2 separate regions of the Homo sapiens genome follow, and region 1 is linked to region 2. A link is a loop called in an ENCODE intact Hi-C map of the cell type or tissue named here. Cell type or tissue: mesothelial cell of epicardium. All regions are shown on one strand.

What was found. Hi-C counts contacts between places; a loop is a spot of excess contacts. Peaks named below come from ENCODE experiments on the same cell type or tissue, not always from the same donor. Only the 100,000 strongest peaks of a DNase experiment are listed, where the experiment ranks them.
Region 1: it touches region 2 in a loop (9-fold over the local background); 1 of 110 quality-filtered maps calls a loop at or near these places.

Annotation. Positions count from the first base shown.
Region 1 is chr10:70,972,981-70,980,980 of GRCh38, forward strand. It overlaps LOC105378350 (a long non-coding RNA gene), which reads left to right and starts at 5,877. Exons shown (of 3, transcript XR_001747493.2): 1 at 5,877-5,970. RefSeq lists an enhancer at 7,984-8,000. In mesothelial cell of epicardium, no CTCF peak of the experiment used is centred here; no DNase peak of the experiment used is centred here.
Region 2 is chr10:71,074,970-71,082,969 of GRCh38, forward strand. No RefSeq gene overlaps it. Among named protein-coding and RNA genes, the nearest start is that of UNC5B, 130 kb to the right of the region's middle. RefSeq lists an enhancer at 2,675-3,625. In mesothelial cell of epicardium, no CTCF peak of the experiment used is centred here; DNase peaks (open chromatin) are centred at 1,622, 2,282, 2,342, 4,952 and 4 weaker places.

The DNA of each region.
Region 1 (8,000 bases), 100 kb before region 2:
AAGAAACTTCACAACTCAATAATTAGAAAAAAAACAACGGTTTTTAAAATCGGCAAAATATTTGGACGTTCACTAAAGAAGGGACACAGATGGCAAATACATAAGTAAAAGATGTTTAACATCATTCGTTACCAGGGAAATGAAAAATTAAACTGCAGTGAAATCCCACTACACACTTATTAAAACAGCTAATTTTAAAACAACAAAAGCTGGAGAGGATGCAGAGTAACTGGAATTCTCATATTGCTAGTAGGGATGCAAAATAGTACAAATACTTTAGAAAGCAGATACAGCTTTTTAAAATAATGTTAAATAACTTGTCATATGATCCAACAATCCTACTCCTAAATATTTATCCAAGAAAAATGAAAACATGTTCATGAAAAGACCTGCATATGAATTTTTACATCAGCTTTATTTCTAGTCACTGAAACTAGAAATAATAAAATGGGTAAGGTTCATTCTATATATTCATATAATGGAATACTACTCAGCAATGAAAAGGAGTGGATTGATATATATATGACAACACAGATAAATCTAAAAAATCATTATGCTGACTGAAAGAAGCCAAACCCCAAAAGGTACACATGTTAGATTCCATTTATATGAAATTCTAGAATAGGCAACAATAAATCTAAAGCAGATCAGTGGTCACCTGTGTCCAAAGTCAGGAGGATTTCAAAAAGGCAGGAGGAAATTTGGGGGCTGAGGGAAACATTTTACCTCTTGGCTGTGATTTTGACCTTTGTTAGACTCATGAGCTGCCCACTTAAAATGGATGCCCTTGCTTAGATGTAGATTATACTTCAATAAAGTTGATTAACATGAAAGGAAATAGCCATGGGTGAGCATCTACCAAGAGCCACGCACTGTGCAAGGTGCGTTCAAATATATTCAAATATATCATCTTCGACATTGTAAGCATCTTCTTACAGCTGAGAAAGCTCAGGGGGCAGAATTTGAGTGACTTTCTCAGGAGCACACAGCTGGAATGGCGGGGCTGAGCTCAAACCTGTGTTTCAGGACTGGGGGACTGCCTCTCTCCATTGCTCAAAAGCCTCGTCACTTGGGGAGAAAGGGTAGGGGGAGAAACTACAGTTTAGATTCCTTGTGTTTACTTTCACCTCTGATGCATAAGCGGGAGTGACGTATTATTATCCCCCAAACACAGTGCCACAATGACACCAGCGAAGCAGCGGGGAGAGGATGGGGTCTTTGGCTGGCGCCAGGAAAGGGCAGCACCAATGTTCCTGTAGAATTGTGGGGCATGTGCTGTCACTCTGGGACTCAGTTTCCCCATCTTTAAAATAACATTCTCCATCCTGGGTCTCCTGTCCTTACTTGGGGGCTGTTCTCCTCTCCACTTTTTCTCTCCCCCAGTATCCCCTCTACCACCTTATCTGCTGCTGGATTGGAAGTAAAGGAGGAGGCAAAGTGGGGAAGGGAAGAATCCCTTCTACCCTGTGTTTCTCGGTGCCTGGGGTGTAAGCCCGAAGCTGATGGTAAGAGGCTGTGACAGGACCTGGCCCAGGGTGATGACTGCTGACTGTGATGAGTCATCAAAGCACAGCCGCAGAGGCACTGGGGCCAGATGCTTTTTGGTGAGGCAGGCACAAGAGCAGGGGCTCTCAGGTGGCTGGGGACCATAAAGGTCTTCTAACTGAGGCCCCAATTAATGCTGAAATCTCTCCAACAACATGTCAGACAAGCCTCTGCTTGATCAGCTCTAGAAACAGGGAGCTCACTCCTCTTGAAGCAGCCTGTTCCATGTGGGATAGATCCGGTGGGTAAATAGGTCTTCCTCTTCACGTCTGTCAGGATCCCAGCAGAAAACAGACAGGCTTTGAGGAGTCCTTTAATACAGGGACTGTTTACACAGGGTTGTAGAAGAGTGTGTGGACACTCCAGGGGTAGGGAATGCCTGAGCTAGGACCATCAAAAATGCCAGGCTGACAAGCTTTTGGCCCTTGCGTAGACAGTGGGAAGCCACGAGGTGTTTTCAAGGGAGGGCATGCTACAATGAAGTCTGTTTTATAAAGATCACTATGACTTTACTGTAAAAGAGAGGCTGCTGGGGAGCAGGAGACGGGGGCAGAGCAGAGGCTGCATGGGCAGGTCAGATGGAAGATGGCGTGGGAGGGACTGGGACTGTGAAGGCGGATGAGGAGAGGAGGGATGTGAGAGCTTCAGAGGAGCCAAAGGACTTTGGTGAGAGATTACTTACGGGGGTTGGAGAGGGATTGGAGTGAGGCTGCAGTAAGAGGGAAGAAGGCTGGACCCAGATTGGAATACGATTTGGCAGAAAGAAGTGGCCTTTCTGAAAGGGGAATGCCAAGGAGGACCCTCTCATAGACCAAGCCTTCTGCATGGCTCACATCCTCAGACCCCTGGCTCCTGCCTCCAACACTGGACCCAGGAAGCTGTGCTTTAGGAGGATTAACCCAGTGGTATATTGGAGCTGCCTTACACCGGTTCACAAGGTCCAGTTATGCACATCTCTTCCCCACAACATGCTCAGGAACATCACTTTAGTAGCTTGAAATTATCCACAGTGAGAATATTTACACCATGGGAACTGGCAAACACTACAAACCAGGGCATTTTCACTCCCCACCCCCACCACCATGCCAGTCGTTAAACAATTTTCAGTATACCACTGAAGTCAGAGAGCAGGAGCAGCTGTACCTAGTACCCCAGGCCACTAGGTCATTTTCCAGGCAAATATCTGCCCATGTGAGGCCAGACAAAGCTGCACTAGCTGCCTACCCCGAACAATGTCAAGGTAAACTGGTTTGTATGTTGGGAGCCATTGCAGCTATGGAGAAAGGTGGCGGTTTTCCCGCAAACTTTTCAGGCTTTGGGACACTCTATCTTCCCGGCCCTCAAGTGCATTCTCACATAGTCTTCGGATAGCTGGAAGAAGTTGGGTGTGGGCATTCTGGCCCTTTTACATTGGGAAAAATGAAAACTTCAGAGGTCAGGTGATTTGTGTGATATCATGCAGGGGCACTCAATCCTGTGTTTTAAAACGACCACCCTACTGAAGAAATTGCAGATTTCCAGCACCCCAGGTTTCCCGCCTGCATATCCCTGATGTTTCCCTCCCCATAAAATAAGCCACTATTCTGACTTCTATCACCTTACGTTAGTTTAGTCTGATTTAGAACTCTCTATAATTGGGATCATAAACTGTGGTATGTTCTCTCCTATGTCTCTTTCTTTCCTTCAACACTGTCTGTGCGACTCATGTGTGATGTGGGCAGCAGCAGCTCATTTTCACTGCTGCATAGTATTCCACAATTTATTCACTCTCATGTCTATTGACAGGACTTATTTCCAGTTTTTAGCTATTATGCATACTGTTGCTCTGAACATTCTAGTACATATATGTTGAAGACCATATGCATGCATTTCCGTTGGGTGTATATCCAGGAGTGGCATTTCTGGGTTTGGGATGGTTTAATGCAATTTTGATGCAACAGAGAGTTGTCGAATCCCTTTGGTATGTGAGTTGCTGAATGACACTCCCTGGGCTGGATAAGATTTCTTCTCTGAAGGGCCTAGGGGGTGTGTGTGTGTGGAGGGGGAGTAGCAGACACATTCGGCAGAACTCTGGTTGAATATGGAGGTGCCACCAGAGAGGAGGAACAGAGCCTTGGGGGCTCATGGTGTAGGGATGGCCTCTCTGTGTGGAGAACCAGCGAGCCTGGAGGATGTGGCCTTTGAAGGGCTTGGGAAAGACTTGAGTCCACAGAGGTGGAGGGAGGGGCTTCTAGGAAGGGGACTGCAGGGCAAGGGGTGGAGGTGGGGAAACAGGTACTTAGAGAAGAGCAGGTGTTCCCTCTTGACTAGAGGGCTGGATTCCGCAGGGCAGCAGCAGTTAGTGGTTGGGGCATGATCACTGATCACAGAGGTCTTGAACATAGGTCTGGGAGTTTAGGCTTTTGTCCTTAGGGCCCTGGGAAACCACTGAAGGCCTCCAAAAGGGGCAGTGTGTGGGAGAAAAACTTGTGTGTCTACGTATGTATGTGGGGGTGCTGGATTCAGAGAGGGGTACCCACAAAGTCTAAACTCAGAAATGGGGAGAGAGGGGAGGGAAGGGGGAAATAAGACTGAGTGGAGGAAGGTGGCCCATATGAGGGAGAAGTCCTAGGTGGGGATGAGAGCTTCTCTGTTCAAACCTCCTTTTCCAGAGCAGGGGGACACATGAGCCTGAAGCACCTAGTGGCCCCCCAGGAGGCCACTTACCAGAGGAGCCGGACAAAGCCCCTCCCACCCAGGACTGCAGCCTCCCTGAGACAGGAGGGACCGTGGGCAGCCTTCACTTCCCTCCAGTGTCCCATTCAATGTCAGTCTGGGATTCCTTTGATGGTTGTTCCTTCCCTTAGGTAGCAAGGTCCCTGGACCCATTGCCAAGGTGGGGAAATTGAGGCAGAGCCATAAGAAGACTCTGAGGAATGCATGAGGGAGGCCGGCTGTCATTTCTCTACATCTTCCCACCAAGCTCAGGGCCTCCTCCACGTGGGGAAGGAGAAGCAGGTGGGAAAAAGAGAGCCGAGAGATGAAGCCCCTTCTCGAAGCCTTTGTGAAGGGCCTCGCCTGCCTCCTCACCTGCTGCTCTGCTCTGAGGCCTGAGGCCTCGCTGCAGGCGCTCCACTGCTTTGCCGAAGGTGCCAATTCTTCTGGGGTGCAGTGGGAGGTGGGTGGGTGGAGGGGGAGCTGGAGGAGCTGCATCAGAATCTGCAGGTTGGGCCCACGTCCCAGTCCCTCTTCCCCTGGCTGGGGGACCCTGGTGAGTCCTCTGCTCCCCGGCCTCAGGTCCCCATCTGTTCTGATCTCGGGAGACCTCGCCTCCCGCAGTCCCTGCCTGGCCGCCCTGATGGGTGGGCCTCAGGATGACTGCAGGGATGATGGATGGGAGGAAGCCATAAGGAGCCCAGAGTGCCAGACAAGTGTGAGGGAAATCAGTCGTCACCCCTCTACTTAGCGCACTTTTCAGCAGCCTGGCGATTTATTACTGGTATTATTGTTAATGACATTAATAACGAGGCCAACGACACCATTCGTGGCTTGTACCACACTTTTGTTTTCCTCCGAAACACACTTCTCCATGGTCCTCACCCCTCTTTGTGAGTGTGACATTTGACATCCAAATGGGTAAACTGAGGCAGAGAGCTGCTGTGTCTGATTAACCGAGGTCAGCGAGTGAATCACTGGGGAGGGGAGGGCAGCTCTGTCAATTCCAAGTCCAGTATTTTTAGCTCCAGACCAGGCTGCCTGCTTTCACCCCTCTTGTGTGAGTCTAAGCTTTTCTTGTGTATCCCACCAGCACCTGGGCTTAACCTAAGGAGCACTGGGCGGGGCGGCTGACAAGTTTGAGTTGAAGCCACCTTCTCCAGCTGCTAGCTACATGACCATGGGTAAGCTGCACTCCCCAGCCTCAGTTTCCCCTCCTGCCACATTGGGGTGCCTAATCATCCCAGCATGGTGAGAGTTGAGGACGTTGGTGGAAGTAGCAGCTTGGGGTCCGGCACGTTGTCCAGGCTCCTGCTCTGCACCTAAGTGTCCCCCTCAGGTCAGAACTTGGCAGGTGGGGTGGAGGTTATCTTTTTCTGCTTGGGCTGGCTGGAAAGTCCTCTGGCCTCCAGTGCCAATTTTCCCAAAGCTGCCCTTTGTGTGTGTGAGTGTGTGTGTGTGTGTTTCTGCATGTGCACTATCTGGCCAAGGTCAGGGGTGAAGTCTTATTCTACAAGAAAGGTCTCTAGGCAACAGGTGGTGGTATGACAGGCCAACATGTCACCACTGCCACCATCTCCCGCCCCTGCCACAAGCTGAATGATGAGAAAATCAAAGGCTGACCTTCTCCTCCGCAGCCTCCCTGGTCCCCAGCTCCTGTGGCTTTCAGGAAGGAGAAGCCTCCACACTTGTCACCTGTGGTAACCCAACCCTGGTTGCCCACCCCAGCAGGTGAGTGCCACAGAGTTCAGTCCCTGCCTTCCATTCCTCTGCGTCTATTTCTTCTTGCCCCTTCCCTACCCTGAGCACCACTGGCTGGGGCACCCTTCCCTGCTGGCAGCCCTCCAGGACTACCTTCCCAGACTCAGGTGGAGGCCTTGCCTGGAGGGGCCCCTGCCAGACTCTCCATTCCTCGGGGCTCACCCTCCCAGTGGCACAGGCTCCAGCTACTCTGCCATTGGAGGCTCCCAATGGCCTCATCCTTCCTCCTGCCACTGTGCACTTCCCATGCTATTCCCATTTCCCGACACTTCATTCCTCCACTCTATCTTTTATCTCTCATTGTAAATGTCATTTTTTTCTTGGACACTTTTCCCGATCCCTCTCTACAGGCCAGATTATTTCCCACTGCCCCTCTCACATTCCGATAGCTCTCGTGCTTCCTCAGAGCCCTGTGGAAATCTGTTTGCATGTATGTATCTATTTAGTAATGGTTTCTTTAACGTCTGCCTCCCTCAGAGGGTAAGCTCCATGCCAGCTCACTGTCTCTGTGCAGGTGGAAGGAGTGCCCGGTGTTTAGCACAGTGCCCTACCACAGGAGGTACTCATTTGGTCCACCAATGAGTGGGTCCATGAATGAATGTGGTCGGTATCACTGCTTCTGCTCTTCAGCTTGGAAACTGAGGAATAATGAGGTGGTATCACCTGGCCAAAATCCCACTTATCAGAACCAGAAAATCACACCTGGTGATACCTGGTTCTGCCCCCCCATGTGGGGACAGGATCCTTATTCGTGGGAGCCAATTATGTGCTCCCAATGATGGTGTTATACTCCCTTAAAGGGCAGCAAGGGAAGCCAGTAGAGGTCCTTATGTTGTTCCAGACAACAGTGTGTGACGTACAAATGTCCCTAACACTTCTCCTGCCCCTGTGCTAAATTACTGGGACCAGGAAGACACTAGAGCAGACATCTGGCAGCCCTGGCTAACCAAGAGGCCCATCTCTAAGCTCGGCAGAGCAGAGGTTGTGAGGACTCCACCCAGACTCACTTTTCCCTCTATGCCCATTCCTAATCCTTATGTATCTTCCAGTGGTAGTACAAGCCCCTCTTCCTCGCAGGAAACCCTCAGCACTTTCTCTGTCCTCTGAGTGCTGTAACCTGAGCAGTCTGGGGCTCTCCTGGAGCTCTATGAGCAGAAGGAGATTTAGGGACCCGCTTGCCCGGCCCTCATTTGATACATGAATTTACGGAGGATCAGAGAGGCCAGGTGACCTGGCAAAGTCACACAACTGATTACCTGACTGATTGGGGACAATGATGCAATTTTTAACATTTTGAGTATTTCAAAATTTAAATTTTTTTTTTACCACTTTGAGGACAAGGGAAAATGAACAACCTCAGGAAATGTGGTAATAGACATCAAAATAATGCATAATTTTTAAAAAGAATGCATCCTTTTGACCCTCAGGATGCAATTTGAAATGGGTGCAAAGATGTATGCACAAGGATGCTCATCACAGCCTTGTTTATGAGGGCAAAAAACTGGAAATAGCTTAAAGGTCCAACACAGAGATTGGTTAAATAAATTATGGGGCATCCATGTGATGGAATACCATGCAGCCATTAAAAATGATGGCCCAGTAAAAGAATATTTAACGACATGGGGGAAATGTTCACAAGATGTTGTTAAGGAAGAAAAAAAAAGCAGGCTGCAAAACAGCATGTTCTATATGCCTCTGACTTTGCTAAAACAATTATTAAAAAGCAAAGCCCAGGGCCCCTGAAGTTATTTATGATATTGTTATGATATTAAAGACATCAGCCTCATTAATTCCTCTTTCAGTATGGCTCAGCAGAAAGCATGGGAATTTAATGTCTGAAGGCCTGATTCTGAGTCTGGGCTGTGCTCTTTATTAACGGGGTGACCTTGGAGCTCCAGACCTCACTTTCCCTCATCTGTGAAATGGGGATGAGGCCTCCATTGGAATGGTGTTGAAAGATACCAAATGTTGCACAAATGATGTTCAAGGATTGTGTGTGC
Region 2 (8,000 bases):
CTGTTTCTCCAGATGCAGCCAGAATTCAATAATGGGTACAGAGGATATCAAGCCCCAGAAAGCAAACAAGGGGCGATTAGTAAGGGGCTGGCAGGTTCGCTCTGTATTCATAGCAGGCGTGGCTCCCCCTGGAGTTGTGGGAGGTGGCAGAGCTGGGGCCGGGGTTCTCTCTGAGCTGCCCAGTAGCAGAGATGCTCTTGCTGCAGTCACAGCCCAAATACAGCAAGACTGCACCGCCTCACCCCTCCCCACCTCCCAGAGGGTGCAGCTAAGGACAAGGCAGGCCTGTCTCTGAGCCAGTGCTCCGTCCCCAGGCCCCTGCTGCTCTACTTAGTGATGAATGGGCTGGGCACACGGTGTCAAGCAGGGGATGGCTTTAGAGCCGCCGACATTTATCAGCCCAGGATCTGGCCCTCTTCCAGGAAACCTGGTCCTCTGGGCTGTCCCCACTGTGCCCCCATCCTCAGCAGTGCCAGCCCATACTTGACACACAGTAACCCTTCCCTGGACAGAGCCAAGAGGCTTTTAGAGCTGAAAGCACCCTTAGAAATTATCAAGCCCCAACTTCTACATGTTTAAGAGAAACTGAAGCCCAGAATCCTTGCCACGGAGCCTGCCTGCACTTGCCAACTGGGCTTTGTCCTGTTCTTTCCTGCTGCCTCAGCAAGTCCAGTCCTGGGTCACCTTCCAGGAGGCACAGCTGCTGTTGTTTAGACAAGGGCTCCCAATGCAGCCCACCACATGGATGGGTAAAAATGAAATGTCTCATCAAATCCTCACACAACCCCATGAGCTGGTCCTATTATTAGCCCCATTCTATAGATGAGGAAACCGAGGCTCTGGGAGGTTCAGTAACTCGGCTGAGACCACACAGTGGAGTGACGCATCCAGGAGCCCAGCCCATGTCTGCCGGCCTCTGTGACGGTGGCCCCACATGGCTGAGGCATAGGGGAGCCTGGGCTGGGGGCTGCAGTAGCTGCTGGGTCTTCATCTTCCTCCTAAATAACCATTTTTTAAAAAGACCTGCTCTATGCCAGCCCTGACACCGGACGCTGGGGTGTCAGTGACAAGTAAAATCCAGTCTCAAGTCTCAAGGGGGTTAAATCTCTGGGGCAAGGCCATGTAGGTTTGGTTTTGGATAAGGAACTTGTGGAATTCTGTTCAGATCAACCCACCAGTTGACCTTTAACATATCACTTCATGGGTCCCTGCCCCACCCCCGTCTGCAAAATGGGCCTCGAAGGCTGGAGCTAATGAGCTAATGGCTGGGACCAGGACCTCAGAAACGTGTTAAGTACACTACGTGCAGGGCCCCCATTAAAGCCATAATCTGCCGGCTGAGCGGGCACCACTTTGCAAGTGGACTCTGAGTGACCACAGATGGGCACCCGACGGAGGGCTGTGGCTGCAGGACAGGGGCATCCCTCCCCTTTTAAAGTAGTGCTCACCTTGGGGGCCCCAGCCTCCCTGACATTCTCAGGTAAACCTCCCTCAGGCCCCAGCCCCAGTCCCAGCCAGCAAGAGCGTTGTGTCTCTGCTCAGCCACCATCCTGTAGTTTCGCTAATGCCCTCTAATGGGCCCATTTAGCAGCCCTGTCTCAGCTGTCACTGCAGCAGCTAATTGCTACTCCTCCTCCAGCTACACACAGAGCTCTGCAATCAGCCTGACGATTCCACGCCGCCCAGCTCAAACTAGCTGAGGCGCTGCAGACCTCAGCCAACAAGGAGCTTCTCCAATCCCCCAGGTGCCATGTTCTTGCTGTTGTTTCCTGGGGCCCCTGAAGTGCCTGACCCTGAGCAAGTTCAAGGAGCACACAGGGAGGAGGAGCCAGGGACAGAGTCAGAGTCAGTAGGCACAGAGCTCTTGGCAGCCTGGGATGAGGAGGGGAGTCACAGGGACCCTGAATGGGAATAGAGTTCCAGTCTCGCAACTGTGTCTTGTCTTATAGCAGGAGCTCCCCAAAGCAGACTCTGGGTCAAAGATTCAACTGCAAGTAATTTGCTTAGGAGATGCCCCCAGGAAGTGCTACGAGAGAGGCAGAAGGCAGGCAGGGAGGCAGGAAGCAGGGAGAGCCATGAAAATGTGTGGTAAGGAGGTTACAGCTCAGGTCCTGGCTTGGGCCCCCAGGGAGTGCCCTCTGAGAGCCTATGTGGAAGCAACCTCAGAGCTTTCTCTCTGGAAGGTCGATGAAGCTGTGTTGCTAACCCACCAACTTCCACCCTCATAGGTGAGGGCTGCAGCTTTTCTGGCACTTCTGGCTTGCCCTGGGCTTGCCCTGGCAGAGTGAGAGCCCTGAGTCAGGGAGACTCTGGGAGCCAATTGCATGCTTGGGAACTGCCTGCCCATGACACCCAGGGGAACCCGATGGGCCGGCATGGACAGCTTCTGCCACTGGCTCCCAAAACAGCAGTGCACACATAGGAGGAGGAAGCAGGACGACTTCTGGATTAGAGCCTCTGGGCTTACAGGAACCAACTCTGAGCTGAAGCCACTGGCCAGGCTCTTGAATATGATAAGAGAATCACAGCATGCGGCTCAGCACGTGGCTCAAGGCGGATGTCAGCCCCGCTGGACACCATGCTCCCCTCAGCCCTGCATCTTCTTTCAGGCTGTCCCTTCTGCCCGGACAACGCTCTCCCACTCCCCTCCCCTCCTCACCCCTAGTCCCTTCACCTAATTAACTCCTGGGCATTCCTCGGGGCTCTGTCTTAATGTCACCTCCTCTGAGAGCCCTCCTTGATGCTCCAGATTGGGTCAAGCATATTATGAACCATCACAAGGCCATGCATTCCTCCTGCAGAACCTGAGCTCAACAGAAATAAATCAAAACTTCACTCACCAGGGTATCCTCAGAGTTCATTGCCACATCTGCCTCATCATAATTTTTCTTAAATGAGTGAATGAATGAATAGGTTTCAGGGGGCCTGTTCTGGGTCAGATACAGAAGGAGAATGTGTGTGATCCAGGGTCCACCTGGAGTTGCAGTGGATGGACCAGGAGGTAACCAGTTGGCGATATGCTGGAGGGGACAGGGACTGTTACCCTTCCCAGCTGGCTCTTCCCTGGAGTGTACAGAGGGCTGGGGTGTGCCCACCCCTTTCCCCACAGCTTCTGCACCCTAGGCCTGGCACCGTGGTGTGTGCTGTACCCTCTCCAAAATCCACCACCCTCCAGTGATAACAGACTGCAGTGTCGGGGATTCAAAGACACCTCTGGAAGTTTGTGCTCAGGTGGACACCCCTGCAAGGCCAGGGCCCTTAAAGGGGAGGCAGTGCTTTTGAACAGTGGGTCTAGGGGTGTAGAGTACACTTCCCTGCAGGGCTCTAGCCCTGAAAAGTCAGGGGAGCCAGAGGGCTTTGCTCCCAGCCACAATGTGGGCCTGGGAATCCATGGCTGCCCTGGGCCTCAGTCCCACGCTGCCTTCTCACAGGCCAGTGAGAGGACAGATGGGACCCCCTGCAACCTTCACAAGATGGCATTGAGTCAGAGGGACCTGAGCTTCCACACTATTAGGGGAGGCAAAGACACATGAACTGGCAGCTACTTAGCACCATCCCGGGAGCCAACCTGTATAAGGAAGAAGGCTTCGGTCACCTCCTGGGTCCTGGCTGGGGGTTCCCCAGGGTTTGTTGACCTTGAGTGGCCGAGGCTTCTCAGATTCCCTCTTTCTGCTCACCTCATCTGCTGCATTTCCCTCAGAAGGCCAGGCCGGCCTTTCTCCTCTCCTCACTCTATCTCCTGCCTTCTTCCTTGGCAAGCTCTTCTACTCTTGACCTCACCACCTGCCATGCGGATGGCCTCAAATCTCTTCACCTTCAGACCCCACATATTTGGCGGTAAGGAGACATCTCTACCTGGAGGTCCCTCAGCAACCTCCAACCCCACCTGTCCCCAGGTGACCACATCCTCTCCTTGTCCAAAGTCTGCTAACTTCGTGCACCATCCATCTGGTCACCCAAAGCGGAACCCGAGGACCACTCTTGACTTTCCCACCTGCTCCCCAGCCCAGCGGCACAGTATGCATGTCTCCCCTGTTAGATGTCCGTCCTCATCTTGTCACCTCTGTGACCACACCCCTAGCGCGCGTCCTCATCACCTTCACTTGAATAAATGCCTTGGCCTCCCCCTAACTTAAGCCTTGCCCCTGTTCCCATTCCCTTTCACTCTGTATGACACATCAGAGCTGAAGGTCTTTCCAAAACATCACCTTCTTTTGAAAACCCTTCGATAATAGACTCTTGACCAAGGATGAAGTCCAAGCTCCTTGGCATGTCCTATTTGGCAGCGCAGCCTCCTCCCATGGCGCCCTGACCCTGACTCCACACTCCAGCCATTCTTTCCTCTGAGTGGGCCACGCTTTCTCACCTACAGGGCTTTGCATTTGCTGTTCCCTTTCCTCTGAATGCCTGGGCCTTGGGACTTCCTAATAATTCCCCAAACCCTCATGTGCTATCAGAGGTGAGTAAGTGTGGAGCAGTCATTACAAAATGCTTCCTTAGCAAGCGAATGTTGGGTGAGGGTGTGAAAGGGGCAGCACCACCAAGGAGTTAAGAACTCAGGCTCCAGCATCAGAGGGAGTCCAACAGGACACATCCTGGCCCTGCACTTAGCTGCAGGTGGGAAAGTCAAGCGTGACCCTAGGGTTCTGCTTTGGGTGACTGGATGGATGAAGTTAGCAGACTCTAGACAAGAAGATGTGGTCACTTTGGGACAGGTGACTTCTTTAAGCCTCCATTGCCTGACATGAGATGAGAGAGACCATATGCATCTTTTGGGGTGCTAGTGGGTTTAAATGAGGTGATCTAGGTCTTCTGGTGTCGGGTGTGATGCGGGTCCTCCCTTGGCCCCATCCTCTCTGGGGCTGGCCAGAGAAACACTGCTGTTGGCCATTGGCCTCCCTCTCCCCTCAGCCTGGCAGAGTCCTGCCCAAGCAGCTGGAGAGATCTGAATATCACTGCGGCCTTCCCAGGAGGACAGCAGGGAGGACCAACCGTCACGGCTGCCCCCCACAGAGGGGCAGCAAGGCCCTGGGAGGGCAGGTCCGTCAGAGGAGAGGCTCCGCATGCTGCCCCGGGTGGGCCACACAGCTTCCCAAGAACACAGACAGCACAGCGCGTGAATGCAAAGGCCTCTTTGAGTTGTGCTGATGTGTCTGACAGTGACAGTCTTGGGGCTGGCAGCTGATGTGTCCTGACAACCCCCTTCGCTCCTGGAATCCTGAGAGTAAGGGGTTGAGCACGTGAGGGTTTGCCAACTCTGGAGGCCCCAAAGGACCAGTCAGCTGAGTGTTGGCTGGGCTGGGATCCTCTGGGAGGCTCAGGCTCTGCTGTCCTCTCCCACTCCCCACCTTTGTCCCTGGGATGGTGGCTGTGCCAGACCAGCCCTCAGGCTCAGGGCTGGTCTCTGAGCAAGCATGAAGAGCCTCGCAGTCACCTGCCCATCCCTCATATGTGGCAGAGACCCAGAGAGACGAAGAGACTGACCTGTCACACCCTGCAAGGTCATAGGCTAGCCCAGGCCTCCAGGCTCCCCACATCAGGGTCCAGGACTCACTGCATGGCAGGGGGATAAGCAGCCATCACAGGACATCTTGACCAGCCCAGGCTGGCCTCCCCGAAGGGTCCCCTCAGCCCATCTGCTTTCCATCATCACATGTTCTAGTAACATAAAGCCGGGATTGTCCAACCTCAAGAATCCACTGGGTGTGGCCAGGCTCCACCCACCCTAGGCCCTGTGGTCTCAAAATAAAAACAACCCTCAACATCCTCTTTGTCAGAACTCCCTAATACCCTCTGCTCACTGACAGCCAAGGTAGCGCTCTGTTCCCAGGGCCACATCCTCAGGTCTTTCTGGGCAGAGCCTGACAAAGGTCTCCAGGGAAGCCACCCCTCCAGGTGCCTGAGCCATGTCATGTGGCCACAAGGGCCCACCCTGTTCCCAGCCTGGCCTGAACAGCACAGTCCTCCTGCATGTGGCTGGCCCCCTCCTCCTGGGCTCCCCTCCCTCACATCCCTCTGAGACAGATTTTGTCTCTTCGTGCATCAATTATTAATTTGCTCCAGCTACATTAAGCCTGGGTTGGTCTGTTGGCTGCTTCATCATTCTCCCTGGGGTGCAGGAGGCAGTGGTTGGGGCTGGAGGCACTGAGGCAGAGAGTTCAAGAGAAGCCAGGACTCCAGCCCTGCAGACGCCCTAAGTGCACAAAGCCTGAACCAAAGGACCCTTCAAGATCAGGGGTCTTGAAGACCTATTAATAACAGATAGGGAAACTGAGGCCCAGAGAGGGGACGGTGCCTGCCAAGGGCAAACAGTGGTCTGTGCTCAGCTCTTCCCAGGACACTTGATCTTCCATCAGCCACATGGCTCTGACCCTCTCTTTTCTGTTTGACATCCTCCATCCTGCTGCTCTAACTGACCCAAATACACCCAGGGGACGCCCTACGAGTCATGAGGGGTCAAGTGGGCTTTACAAGGTCACAACCGAGTGATACAGAAAGCAGAGATTGCATCGTGATGACCAAGAAACAGCCCCATCCACCAGACTAGTTTCCCAAGCCTCTTCACGTTAACAAGGGTCTCTCCCACCAAAAACGCCTCTGGTCAGTAAGTTAGGAAACACTTCAAACCACAGACTTTCTGCCTTAGTCTGTTTGGGCTACTATAACAAAAATACCTTAGACTGGGTAATTTATAAACAGCATACATTTATTGCGCATGGTTCTAAGGGCTGTAAAGTCTGAGATCAAGGCGCCAGCAGCTTTGGTGTTTGGTGAGGGCCCATTCTTCATGGACGGCACCTGGTTGCTGCACCCCTACATGGCAGAGGGACATGCAGGATCTCCCAAGCCTCTTTTCGAAGGGCATTAATTCCATTCATGTTGTTAGAGCCCTCATGCCCCAATCACCTCCCAAAGGTCCCACCTCTTAATACAATATTGAATTTGGTATTAATTTTCAACTATGAATTTTGAAAGGACACACATATTCAGACCGTAGCACCTTCTCAGGGAGCCACAAGATGCCTCATGGTGTAGTGAAGGCTCTGAGAAGGTCTGCAGGGGAGAAACCAGTGCAGCTGTGACAGACCCAGGGTGTCTCAAATTGTTTGATGGTGGAATGCTTGAGACTCACTGTGTTCTGCAGACCCCAGATCTCACTGGGTTCTGTGGGACTTTTCGAGGAACAAGCTGAGATCCTATCAATCTGCTCCCCACCAAATGCAACTGGCAAGTGGCCAAGTAAAGGAGCTGCTTGGGTGATGACCCCAAGGGAAGAGAAGTAGGAAGAGTGTGGCTAGGCTCCCTGGTGATGCCCTCCTTGGCTGTGGGCCTGAGTAAGTCACTCAACTTGATGGGCAAGGTAATGGAGTGGAAAGAGCTGGAGCTTTGGAGTGCCACAAACCTGGTCTCAAGTCTGCCATTCGTTCTACCAGATGTACTCATCCTAATAAATAGTTACCATGCATTCAGTCTTCCTAAAGTTCCATCCCACATATTGTCGGTCATAATCCCTATTTTTTTTTTTCTGTTGGGGAAACAGGCTCAGAGAGCTTGAGTCTCTTGCCCAATGTCACAAACATTATTGGATCCTCCTGCAGTCTGGCTCCAAAGCCCATGCTGCTAACCATAATGTTGTACAGCCTCTAGGAATAAATCAATGCCTCTCTCTGGGCCTCAACTTCTCAGCTGTCAATGGGGGATTAAGGATACTTCTTTCTCAGGCTTGTTATGAAGCAAGCACCTCCCCGTGGTGCCTAGTACATAGTAGGAGGTTAATAAATGGTGGATTTCTTTTATCTTCCTTTTGGATTCTATCCATAAAAATAGGATGAAGTCTTTACTCCAACAAAATGGACTGAGCCTCTTGGGTGCTACTGTCAGGGGGACTGGGGTATGTGGAGGGAGAGGTTAGGGGATGGGCGTCTATCTATCCCCAGGCCTGTAGACTGCAGGCTGACTTAAGGCAGCCTCAGGGGAGGCCTGGCTCTAAGACACATTTT